2 separate regions of the Homo sapiens genome follow, and region 1 is linked to region 2. The links are chromatin contacts, found by Hi-C in ENCODE. All regions are on one chromosome and are shown on one strand. Each heading gives the region's core, a stretch centred on a gene start or an enhancer-like site at or near the end of the contact. The rest is flanking DNA. Distances are from core to core; before and after follow the strand shown.

Region 1 (5,330 bases), core at 551-3,050, 300 kb after region 2:
TGTGAGATAGCATCTCAATGGATCCACAACTTTCTTTGTGCTCACCAATCTTACGAAAGGATGGCTTGATGCAGGAAGGCAATTAGATGTTTGTTTGTTTGTTTGTTTTGAGTCGGAGTCTCGCTCTGATGCCAGGCTGGAGCGCAATGGTGCCATCTTGGCTCACTGTAACCTCCTACTCCCTGGTTCAAGTGGTTCTCTTGCCTCAGCCTCCTGAGTAGCTGGGATTACAGGCACACGCCACCATGTCCAGGTAATTTTTTGTTTGTTTGTTTGTTTTAGTAGAGACGGGTTTCACCATGTTGGCCAGGATGGTCTCCGTCTCCTGACCTCATGATCCGCCGGCCTTGGCCTCCCAAAGTGCGGGGATGACAGGCATGAACCACCATGCCCGGCTAGATGCTAGTTTTTAAACAAGCTCTGATTCATTGATAATGATTTTTGGCTGCTTGGGGTGCTGTGTTAGGAAGGATCCTGTCTATACTTAGTGGAAGAGTACCAAGATTTCTTACAGTTTTTGCCACAGGCAGGAGTTGAAACTGGAAAGCAAGGGAGTGGGTGGCATTCCTTTCCCATTGTAGGTTTGGGGAGCGAACTGCTGCACCTGGCAACTGAAAGGGCCAGAAGGGCACAGAGTACCACTCTATAACATTTCTATTCTGGTTCATTTTTGTGTCCTATTAAAACAGCTAATGTTTCTCTGCAACAGTGCTATTCACAAAAAGGCTGTCCAAGTAGGGTTTGGATACACAAAGTAGGAAAGAGAGAGAGAGAAGGAGATAGATTGGCAGAAACTAGCATATTCTATCATTCTAAGAATGCAAACGTGTCACCATTTGCCTTAAAGCTGATATACTCTAGGAATTACTCTTCCTATGCAAAGTGTACAATTCTAAGTGTTTAAGTATTTGGATCACTGTTACTGTGGGATAATAATGTCCAGTTCAACTTCACTGCTTTTCTCAGAGAGGCAAATAGATACTGGGTCAGTCAAGATTATTCTTAGTGTGTCGGGGGCAGAATGGTGGGGTGAAAAATCAAGCTTTGCTTTCATTTTTTACTACCCGGCTTCCTACATAACACTTCAGCAGATGTCAAGACCATTTGTTTGGTTCCTCATAGCCTCCATGTGATCTTTCTCTTCACTGCAGTGTTCCCCAGGTGTGAGTTGCTTTGCTCAAGATCATTTTCAATGACTCAATTTTCAAAGCAAATGTACACACAAGACAGTAGTATTTTCAAAAACACAGGTTATCACATTTTCCAAGGGGGATAGACAAGAGAAGGGAGGATGCCGAGAATAGAGTGTGAGTTTATTTCACATAGCAGGTCTCATAAAGATTGCATCCATAAATGTGCTGCCAAATTGAACAATAGCAGTGGGGAATAAAGGGGAGGAGGGAAGAGAGGACTCAGATGAAGGCAAAGAGAAAAAACAACTTTAGGAAAGTGTGAAGTTTAAGGAGACATGCCTATAACACTGGCTTTCTACCCAGTCTCATGCTAACTCCTGGCTAGAAATATATAGGGACACAGACACACACACACACAAACACACCACCTCCTTGAAGGAAGAAACATTTTATTTAATCAGGATTGCTAAGGAATGTTGCTGCTGATAAGGCGACAGAAAATATTTCTGGGAGTGCATTTTCGGAACTTGGGAACAGAGACAGTCTGTCTGAACCCAGCTCAACTTTTCTTTCTTATCACTTTTTAAAAGCATGTTATCTTTAAGAGCCAAATTAACTTTTCATGATATGGTTTCTCAGCAGCTGACACTTGGGCATTACAGGGCTGGACAGGAATGACTAAGCAGTTTTGTAAAATGACTATCCCCAGAGCTGCTGGCTTGCTGGTTTTGGTGTCAATCATATATTTAGGATCTTTTTTCCTGTCTAGATTTATGTAGCTCTTTAAGAATAGAATTGCTTGGTCCAGGAAAGGTGTGACTAGTATAATAAACAAAAGAAGCCACAGAGGATATTCTTGTGAGAAACCAATTAATTATTCACACCAATATGTTATAAGTACAGTTCATTTTCTCTTTTGACTATTGCATTACAAAGAATTTTCTCAATGCATTCAGGAGATATAATTAATAATACCCTAAACAGTAATTTTAATAGTTATGGTGTTGTACTGGGAGGCCTATCAACTAAAATTCAAAAATAAAATAAACACAGTCCCTACTTTTAGGAAGACAAGAGTCACTGTATTTAAATTTTTACTTTTGATGTCTTTATTATTTGTGGACACTCTGAAAAACATAAAATGTCATATTATAACAGACTTTAATGTTTTAAAATAAGTGGGATTTTCAAAAACACACAGTTCTGGAAAGGTGTATTTCTTTATGTACCTATCTATATGATAAGAAGTTTTACCACATGGCTGTATCATTTATGGAATCAATTAAAACCAACTGTGGTGGTAAAAAAATAACCTCTAGTGGACTTATTCAACTGTATATGGAATTTTATTTAGGGAGTTATGGAATGAATAGTTTTTTTCCCTGAAAGCATTGTTTTGTTAGTTTTCTGATTGTTTGATAGATAGACATAAAAATTTTCCTTATAAGTCCTTGGATATAATTTTACTTTTCACATATGATTGATCCCTTCTATTTATTTTGCCATCAGAAACCAATTTTTTAACATTGCATATTATCCAGAATTTGAATGTCACAAAATTCAAACAGGTAAAATGTAAGGTTTGTTATGTACACACACACACACACACACACACACACACACACACAGACACATACACTGAGCTAAAGAGGATGGTCTTTGTGTACAGAAAAGGATAACATTTTTTCCCTTTAGTATGTTTATTGATGAACACAAACAGAATTCTGTTTGGTTTATGTTGCATGTTTTATTGTTTCTTTTTTTAGATTTTAATTTTCCTGTTACTATGTGTGTATGTGTGTAAGTATAAGTTTTATATTTTTCAGGGGTAAAACAGTTTCCGGTAAACAATTTTTTTGTTTTGCTTTGTTTTGTTTTGTTTTGTTTTGAGACGGAGTCTTGCTCTGTCACCCAGGCGGGAGTGCAGTGGCGCGATCTCGGCTCACTGCAAGCTCCGCCTCCCGGGTTCACACCATTCTCCTGCCTCAGCCTCCCGAGTAGCTGGGACTACAGGCGCCCGCCACCACGCCCAGCTAATTTTTTTTTGTATTTTTAGTAGAGATGGGGTTTCACCATGTTAGCCAGGATGGTCTCCATCTCCTGACCTCGTGATCCGCCCGCCTCGACCTCCCAAAGTGCTGGCATTACAGGCGCGAGCTGCAGCGCCCAGCCCGGTAAACATTTTTTTTATAGAGGGAGTTTTAATACGTTCTGTATTAGTTTCTCTGTTTTTTCATTTGTATATTTGATGTGATACTCAAGTTGCTATTTAAGCTCTATTCTACCTTTTTTTGTCCCATGGGAGTCCATTCCATCCTCTAAAAAAGGGAAGAACATCAGTTCTTTAGCCATTACTTGGTGCAAAACAAGTTCCGGTTTCCTCCTTCCCTCAGGTGTGGATAAGAGCAGAAAAGTAGATACACAAAGAGGTATATACTTATTAGAAAGAAATCACTTGCTTAAACAATAGGCAGGAACTGTGCGACTCGACCTGGAACAAATAGGCATAAATAAGCAGGAAAATGTAATATTTGTTTGAGAGCTTGAAATGCAGTCTTTTAGGACATATCTAGGACATCCCTGCATCATCACTTTGGTAAGAACTTCAGTACCTTGCCTGCCAGTCATTTATATGCACGTTCCGTCACAGTTAGTCCCACCTCTCCCCACACCTTCTGCACCACTGCTGCCACCACCATCACTGTGCCTGGCAGCTGGGTGAATCAGGAAGACTTCTAACGTTAGTTTTCCCATATTTACCAACAAGTCTTCCAAAGTGGGCCCAAATTAAAGTTGTGTAACAACATCGCTTTCCCTCTCTGGATCTTCATTACTGGAGATGGAGGCAAGCACTTTACTATGGTAAGCACTTTTGACCTTAGACAGGTGGCCTAAAAGGTGGGTACCAACTAGCCTTTAGGACATATTCAGGAGGGCTTCTATACCAAGACTCTCTGGCCAACGTAGGCTAACAGTTCTTTTCCCTTGAGTTTTCATTTGCTTCATCTTAACCATATCTCTATTACTCTAATCAGTACATTCTAATAAAATTACTTGTATGTCTCTCAGTAAAAATATGGTCTTCTTGAGTCCCCCCATTTCAAAATTATTTTATTAGATCTTTTTAGGCTTACTGTGTCTCTGAAGGGCTTGGTGTATATTCATTGTTTGATAGCATATCATGGACAGTTCTGATATTTTAAACAAAAAATAGGCCGGGCATGGTGGCTCATGCCTGTAATTCCAACATTTTGGGGAAGATGAAATAGGAGAATTGCTTGAGGCCAGGAGTTTAAGACCAGCCTGGGTATCATAAGAGACCCCATCTCTGTAAAAAATAAAATTAAAAAGCCAGATGTGATTGCATGCCCCACTAGTCCCAGCTACTAGAGACGCTGAAGCCAGAGGGTTGCTTGAGTGCAGGAGTTCTAAATTACAGTGGGCTGTGATCACACTCTATCCTGGACCACACAGAAAAACCCTGTCTGTAAAAAAAATTCAAAAACAAATAATTACAAAGAATAGGAAATTAATTAAATATAAGAACCAATGATTGCTTACATTTTCATACGTCTTTCCTTATTTTCCTTTATCTTGGTACATATAAACTCTAAAATAATAGGATATAACTTAACAAATGTTTATTGTTTATTTTTTTCTTCAATTTCTATGTGTAACAAAACCTTAGGATTGTCAGAAATAAAGTCATTATTTTGTTTAAGGAGGAGGGTCCTGCTAGCCTTAGTAAACATAGCCCTTATCTTTCTTCTCTAAGATAAAATGGCAGGTACTGGCTAGATGCTGCACTCTACAAGTATATCATCAGTTTTGTTTTGCTTTCAGACTAGTACTAGGAAAGAATGAGGTCATGCATTTTGAAAGTGGGTTTTTGTGGGTTTTCTTTATGTGTGGTTTCTTTTTGAGTCAGATAAGTTTTTTTCCTTCCTTTTCAGGTCACACTTATACTTTTATGCAAAATATTCTAAGTTGTGTCAACTGAGGACATGGCTACAGATAATAGAAGTGATTTTAAAAGCCACTTAACATAAAAGGATTGTTCCAATTTCCCAGAACAGCCAGGTTTCTGTTTAATCCAACCCCTTTAGAATATAGCTTATATCTCTGATGTTCAAAGCCATGTGTTCGTCTTGAAATAATCAAAACAATAGAATCCTCAAAGAATCCAGTGCATAGGCA
Region 2 (5,674 bases), core at 149-2,648:
TATTTTGGCTATCAGTCTTTCCTAATGCTACTTACCCCTTGAAGATGGGGAGAAAAGCTGAAGAAAGCTATTTCTGTAATCTTAATATTTCTTCCATGACACTTGTAAATTGATTTGCCAAGAAGGGTAAAAAAAATCAATGCAGATGGCTAGTTAAGTTTATTGTGGTTCAGACTCAAACTGTTGTATGTGGATGTACACTTGGGAGCCAAGGAATAGGGATATATTGTTAGTGTAAAATATCCAGTTCCATACTAACTTATGAACTCTTTTAGGTCATTCATCTTATTCAACTTCATTCCCTGGCACCTCACTTAGTACCTGGCAATGTGTTGTAGTAGCTAAGAAAATGTGCGATCTGGACTCTGACTATCCAGGTTCAAATTTTTGCTCTTCTACTTACTAACAATATGATCCTGGATCGTAAGTTTTCAGTGACCGTAAGTTTTCAGTGTCTTTAGCTGTAAAATGTGGGCAATACTATTATTTAACTCATAGAATTATTATAAAGATTGAAAAGGCAAAGTGTGAAGTACTCAGCCCATAGTGAGCAACCAGTATATGTTAACTATACGATAAGTATTTCTTTACTCACCAAATTTTGAAATAAACCATTACCTGAGGTGGTTGGTAATGGTGAAATTATAATGGAAGAGAGCTGGGCACAGTGGCTCATGCCTGTAATCCCAGCACTTTGGGAGGCCAAGCCAGGTAGATTGTTTTAGCCCAGGAGTTCAAGACCAGCTGGGGCAACATGGTGAAACAGCATATCTACAAAAAATACAAAAATTAGCCAGGCATGGTGAGATGTGCCCATAGTCTCAACTAATAGGGAGGCTGAGGTGGGAAGATCTCTTGAACCCGGGAGGTTGAGGCTGCTGTGAGCCGTGATCGCACCACTATACTCCAGCCTGGGCATCAGAGTGAGACTCTGTCTCAGGAAAAAACAAACAAACAAACAAATAAAACAATTATAGTGGAAGAGAATCTGAACATGAAGATGGAATTCTAACCTTGCTTAAGAAGTAAACATATACACCAATAATAATAATAATAATAAGAAGAAGAAGAAGAAGAAGAAGAAGAAGAATCCAGAAAGACTCCAGACATAGGAAATAACATCTGACATGATTTGAAAAAGAGTAGTGAAGTGAAATAGAGGCCCACAGCTCCTCTTTTCTGGTATAAAACTTTTTATTGAAACTACCTGTGTCGTAAAACAGGGAGAGAAGTTTTGCTACCGATAATGATAATTTGATGCCTTAACTGTATTAATATAGCAAGTGTGACTCAAGGATGTCTGGAGTCTAAATATAAAGGTCTGAGAAGAGACATGACTGTTTCAGAGGTTTAGAGTGGTAAAGCCAATAAGTGGTTTCCGGCCTTCCCAGGCCACTCCGCATAAAGCATCCTCACTCCCTGAGGGCCTCTGACATTCCTCAGTGTTGTGAGCGGGGAAGAGAGAAATGCTTTTTGGTTGGCTCAGATTACCTTGTTCTGGTTAAATGAAAAAGTATTAACATACGTTTCTTGTCACCACAATTCCAGCTGTCCAAGTCAGTGCTTTCGGAGCAGAGATGTATGATCTTATAACTCCTGAGGTTAAAAAAGAAATGTGTTGCCGAACAAACCTCCTCATCTTTGACACCCTGTTTCCTGCCTGTTGTGTGTGACAGGAAGGTAAAAAGGTAAAGACTAAACAGTAGATACTCTTCAGTGAGTGGTTAGTCCAGCATTACCTGATGGTGTTTAGTATTTGCCATTCTGAAAGATGATCAGAAAGCAAACCCCTTAAAGAGAAAAATTAACCAGTTTGTTTTGGCAGGCTATTCTGGAGCACATGCTAAAGTGACCACAGTTGTTTTTAATGCCCAGCAGACCTTCGCAACTAATCCTATTACCGCAGGACTCCCAGGACTGTCTGGTTAGCACTCCCCACAGATTTGTCCACTCCCATTTCTGACCCCACAACCAATCCCTTCCCTTGGGCCCTCTGGAACTCGGTCATACAGAAAATCTCCTTTATCCTCAAATTTTCCTGAATTTTTTGGTTTCACTGTTTTACTCAAATTCAAACTTGGATACCCCAGAAGACACTACTTCCTCTAAGCCACCTCAAACTGGGGGAGCATAACTGCTGGTGCCAGTGGGCCTTCTTTATTGTAGTTTCAGATCATTCTCATTCCATCTTCTGTGCAACCCCCCTCTATGAGTCTCGTGGGTCTTTGGACTATGTGACTCACTACCTCTCCTTACTTGATTCACTGTATCCCATACTGACCTTGCCATATTCTTGGAAATTTTTGCACCGTGGCCTCTCCATTCTTTGGCTTCTTCTCCTCCATTGATTTTATTCATATTTTGCCTCAGCCACACATGCAAAGGACATATCCTAGACTCTCTCATTACCAATTACTAAAAACCCTTCATAATTCCTATCTCAGGCATCTTACTTTTGGGTCGTTTGTTCCTATTTTAGCAGCTCAACACTTTGAGCATTCTGATACCAACACTTTCTTTAAATCTCATTATGAACTATGGCATCTATTATTTTTTCTTTGTTGCTCATTTTCCTCATGTCCCAGCATCTCTTTATACTCTGCTTAGATTTCGTGAAAAGCCATTATTTCATGAAAAACTGTTCCAAACTACCAATGTCTGTATCCTTATACCGTTGCTTATATAAACTCGCTTGTCCCTCTCTCTTCTTTCTTTAAATGACTCTGGTAAAATCCTAATTATGGTATATCCAATTGACTTTTGTTTTACCTGCATGTACACACCTGAACAGAGCTGGAGAAAAACACTCTATCCTGCTTAACAGTCTCATTTTAACAGCATGACCACTCGCTTACCTTAAGTGGGTTCTCGGTGCTGCCACGCAACCTATTATATTTTTCTAGTCTATTTATTCTCCCATTCCATAATGATGACTATTTTGTACATTTTCTCTCCTTTCTGCCTTTCAATATTTATTCCAGCTGTTAACTTTACTATTTCATTAAAAACAGAGAATCAATGGAAAGAGAACTTCAAAATGATCCCACTATAACACCTCCCAACCCTTCCATACTACCAACATGTATATCCTTATACTCTTCTTTCTTTCATGTTACTGTGGATGAATCATGAGGGTCCTTCGTAGCAAAGATCATCTCTTCTACTTGTGCACTGGATCACATACCTCTTCTGTATACAAAGCAGCAATTGTTGCTCTCCTGAAACATCAGTTATGTTTTTCCTTTTCAACTGAATTATTTCTACCAGCATACAGACATGCTGCAATGCTTCCCATCTTAAGAGAAAAAAAGCTCTTGGCTCCATTTCATTTTCAGTGACTGCCTAATCTCCACCCCATTTTAAAGCAAACTCAGTAAACGAGAAGTCTCTACTCACTGTTTCCACTTCCTTTCTTCCTGTTCTCTCCTAAAGCCACTTCAATCATGTTTTCATCTCCACTACTCGAGCAAAATGATTTTTGTCAACGTCATCAAAGATCTTTATGTTGCCAGATCCAATGGACCATTCCCATTTTTCATTTTACTTTAAAATCTTGGTAACATTTGATACCCTTGATCAACTCTTCTTTCTTAAAACTTGGATTGTGAGACAGTCTTCTCTTGTGTCCCTCATTGCTTACCGGTTACCCCTTCTCAATCTCGCCAGCTTGATTTCCCTTATTTCAATTCTAGGGGATTCTGGCGCTTAGTCCTTGGATCTCTGGATATCTTTATCTTCACTCATTTCTTTAAGGAGCATATATAAATTTGCTTCTTTAAATATCACCTATATCATGATGATCCTCAAATTTGTATCACTATGGTTGACTTCTCACCTGAACTCCAGGTTATAAAAAACTAAAAACTGCATTTTCACTTTGGATGTTAAATAGGAATTCCAAAGTTAACATGTTCAAAACAAGTCATTATTTTCCCCAAACCTGCTTTACTTTCAGTCTTCACAATCACAAAGAAAAAACAACTCCATCCTTCTCACTGATTTAGCTAAAACTTTGATTGTCCCCTTTTTTCTCACCTGTCACATAGAATTTTTCAGCAAATATCAATGGCTCTACTTGACTGTTTTTCACATTTCCGTCTCTGTAATCCTGGTCCAGACCTACATAATTGCCTGCCTATGGTATGGCAATACATTTTTAACAGCTAAACCTGCTTATATCCCTGCCTCCCCACAATCTGTTCTCCACCGTGCAGCCAGAGTAAACGTTTTAAAATGTATAGATGGCCGGGCGCGGTGGCTCACACCTGTAATCCCAGCACTTTGGGAGGCCAAGGTGGGCGGATCATGAGGTCAGGAGATCCAGACCATCCTGGGTAACACGGTGAAACCCCGTCCCTACTAAAAAATACAAAATAAATAAATAAATAAATAAAATATATATAAATTCATGCCATGCTTTTCTGCTACAAACCTTCCAAAAGTTTTGGATCTCATTCAAAGTAAAAGAAGAAGCTTTTGTAAATATCCACACAACCTTGCTTCTCTTCTGTGTTACCTTCTTCTCTCCTAATTTACTGCATTCTAACAGTGCTGGCCTCTTACCTATTTCTTAGGCTAAGAGAACCCAAACATTTTTCCTACCACTCCCACCCTCATTTATCTGTTTGGTTTATTTATTCAGGTCTCTGATGAAATGTCACTCCATCAGAAATAACTTCCCCAACCAAACTGTCTACACACACACAGACACACACACACACACACACACACACATGTGTGTGTATGTATATATGTGTATATTAAAAAATACATGTGTATCACCACTCCCTTTACCCCTAGCTTTTCATATACCTTTACCTGCTTTATTTATCTCCATATTCTAAAATCACTCAGGATAGAGAAATAAGCGGTTTGCTTGTTGTCTGACTCTCTGTAATAGAATGTCAGCTTCAGAAAAGTATAAACTTCTGTGTGTTTTATTCATTGCCAGATTTTTAGCACCTAGAAGAGTCCGTGATATATAGATGCACCATAAATATTTGTTGCATGAATAACTCACTGAATAAAGGTGTATGAGCTTAGATTTGACTGTTTATCTTTTTTTATCACTGCACTATAAAACCCAAGTTTGGTTTCCAGGAAGGCCACGTTAAAGAAACACTGTAATTAGAGAGTTAGATAATTTGGCATTGAGGAAACACCACTTTGCCCCCCACTGCCAATCTGTGCACTGGCAAAATTTTTTTTCTTTTTTGAGGCAGAGTCTTGCTCTGTCGCACAGGCTGGAGTGCAGTGGCGCGATCTCGGCTCACTGCCAGCTCTGCCTCACGCCATTCTCCGCCTCAGCCTCCCGAGTAGCTGGGACTACAGGCAACCGCCACTATGCCCAGCTAATTTTAGTATTTTTAGTAGAGACAGGGTTTCACCATGTTAGCCAGGATGGTCTCAATCTCCTGACCTCGTGATCCGCCCGCCTTGGCCTCCCAAAGTGCTGGGATTACAGGCGTGAGTCACTGCGCCTGGCCCAAAATTTTTCTGTTGCAATGAGATACTACTATTTTCTTACAGAAAGAGCTTGCAGACCTGATGTCTCCCTCCCATTTATGTAGACACATCATCAGGCAGTTTGCCTCAGTATTGATTTGAGAATTTGAGAGGAATCATCTCTTGATTTTTTAAAATTTAAAAGTTTTATTTAATTGAATCCTTTTGG

What was found. A loop is a pair of places that touch in the nucleus more often than their neighbours do. Pooled maps may share reads with other maps.
Region 1: a pooled map of posterior vena cava shows a loop between it and region 2 (4-fold over the local background). The contact joins two enhancer-like sites. A Hi-C loop is called at or near these places in 1 of 168 maps with a recorded cell type or tissue (chondrocyte), 1 of 37 single-sample maps with no recorded cell type and 5 of 50 pooled maps.

What each region holds. Positions count from the first base shown.
Region 1 is chr3:29,682,056-29,687,385 of GRCh38, forward strand. All of the region lies in intron 4 of RBMS3 (RNA binding motif single stranded interacting protein 3), which reads left to right. Among named protein-coding and RNA genes, the nearest start is that of RBMS3-AS2, 42 kb to the left of the region's middle. Within about 2 kb of position 1,801, at least 3 of the 41 ENCODE cell types and tissues checked have a DNase peak (open chromatin) inside an H3K27ac peak, as active enhancers do.
Region 2 is chr3:29,383,378-29,389,051 of GRCh38, forward strand. The region is part of intron 1 of RBMS3 (RNA binding motif single stranded interacting protein 3); the gene reads left to right. Among named protein-coding and RNA genes, the nearest start is that of RBMS3, 110 kb to the left of the region's middle. Within about 2 kb of position 1,399, at least 4 of the 41 ENCODE cell types and tissues checked have a DNase peak (open chromatin) inside an H3K27ac peak, as active enhancers do.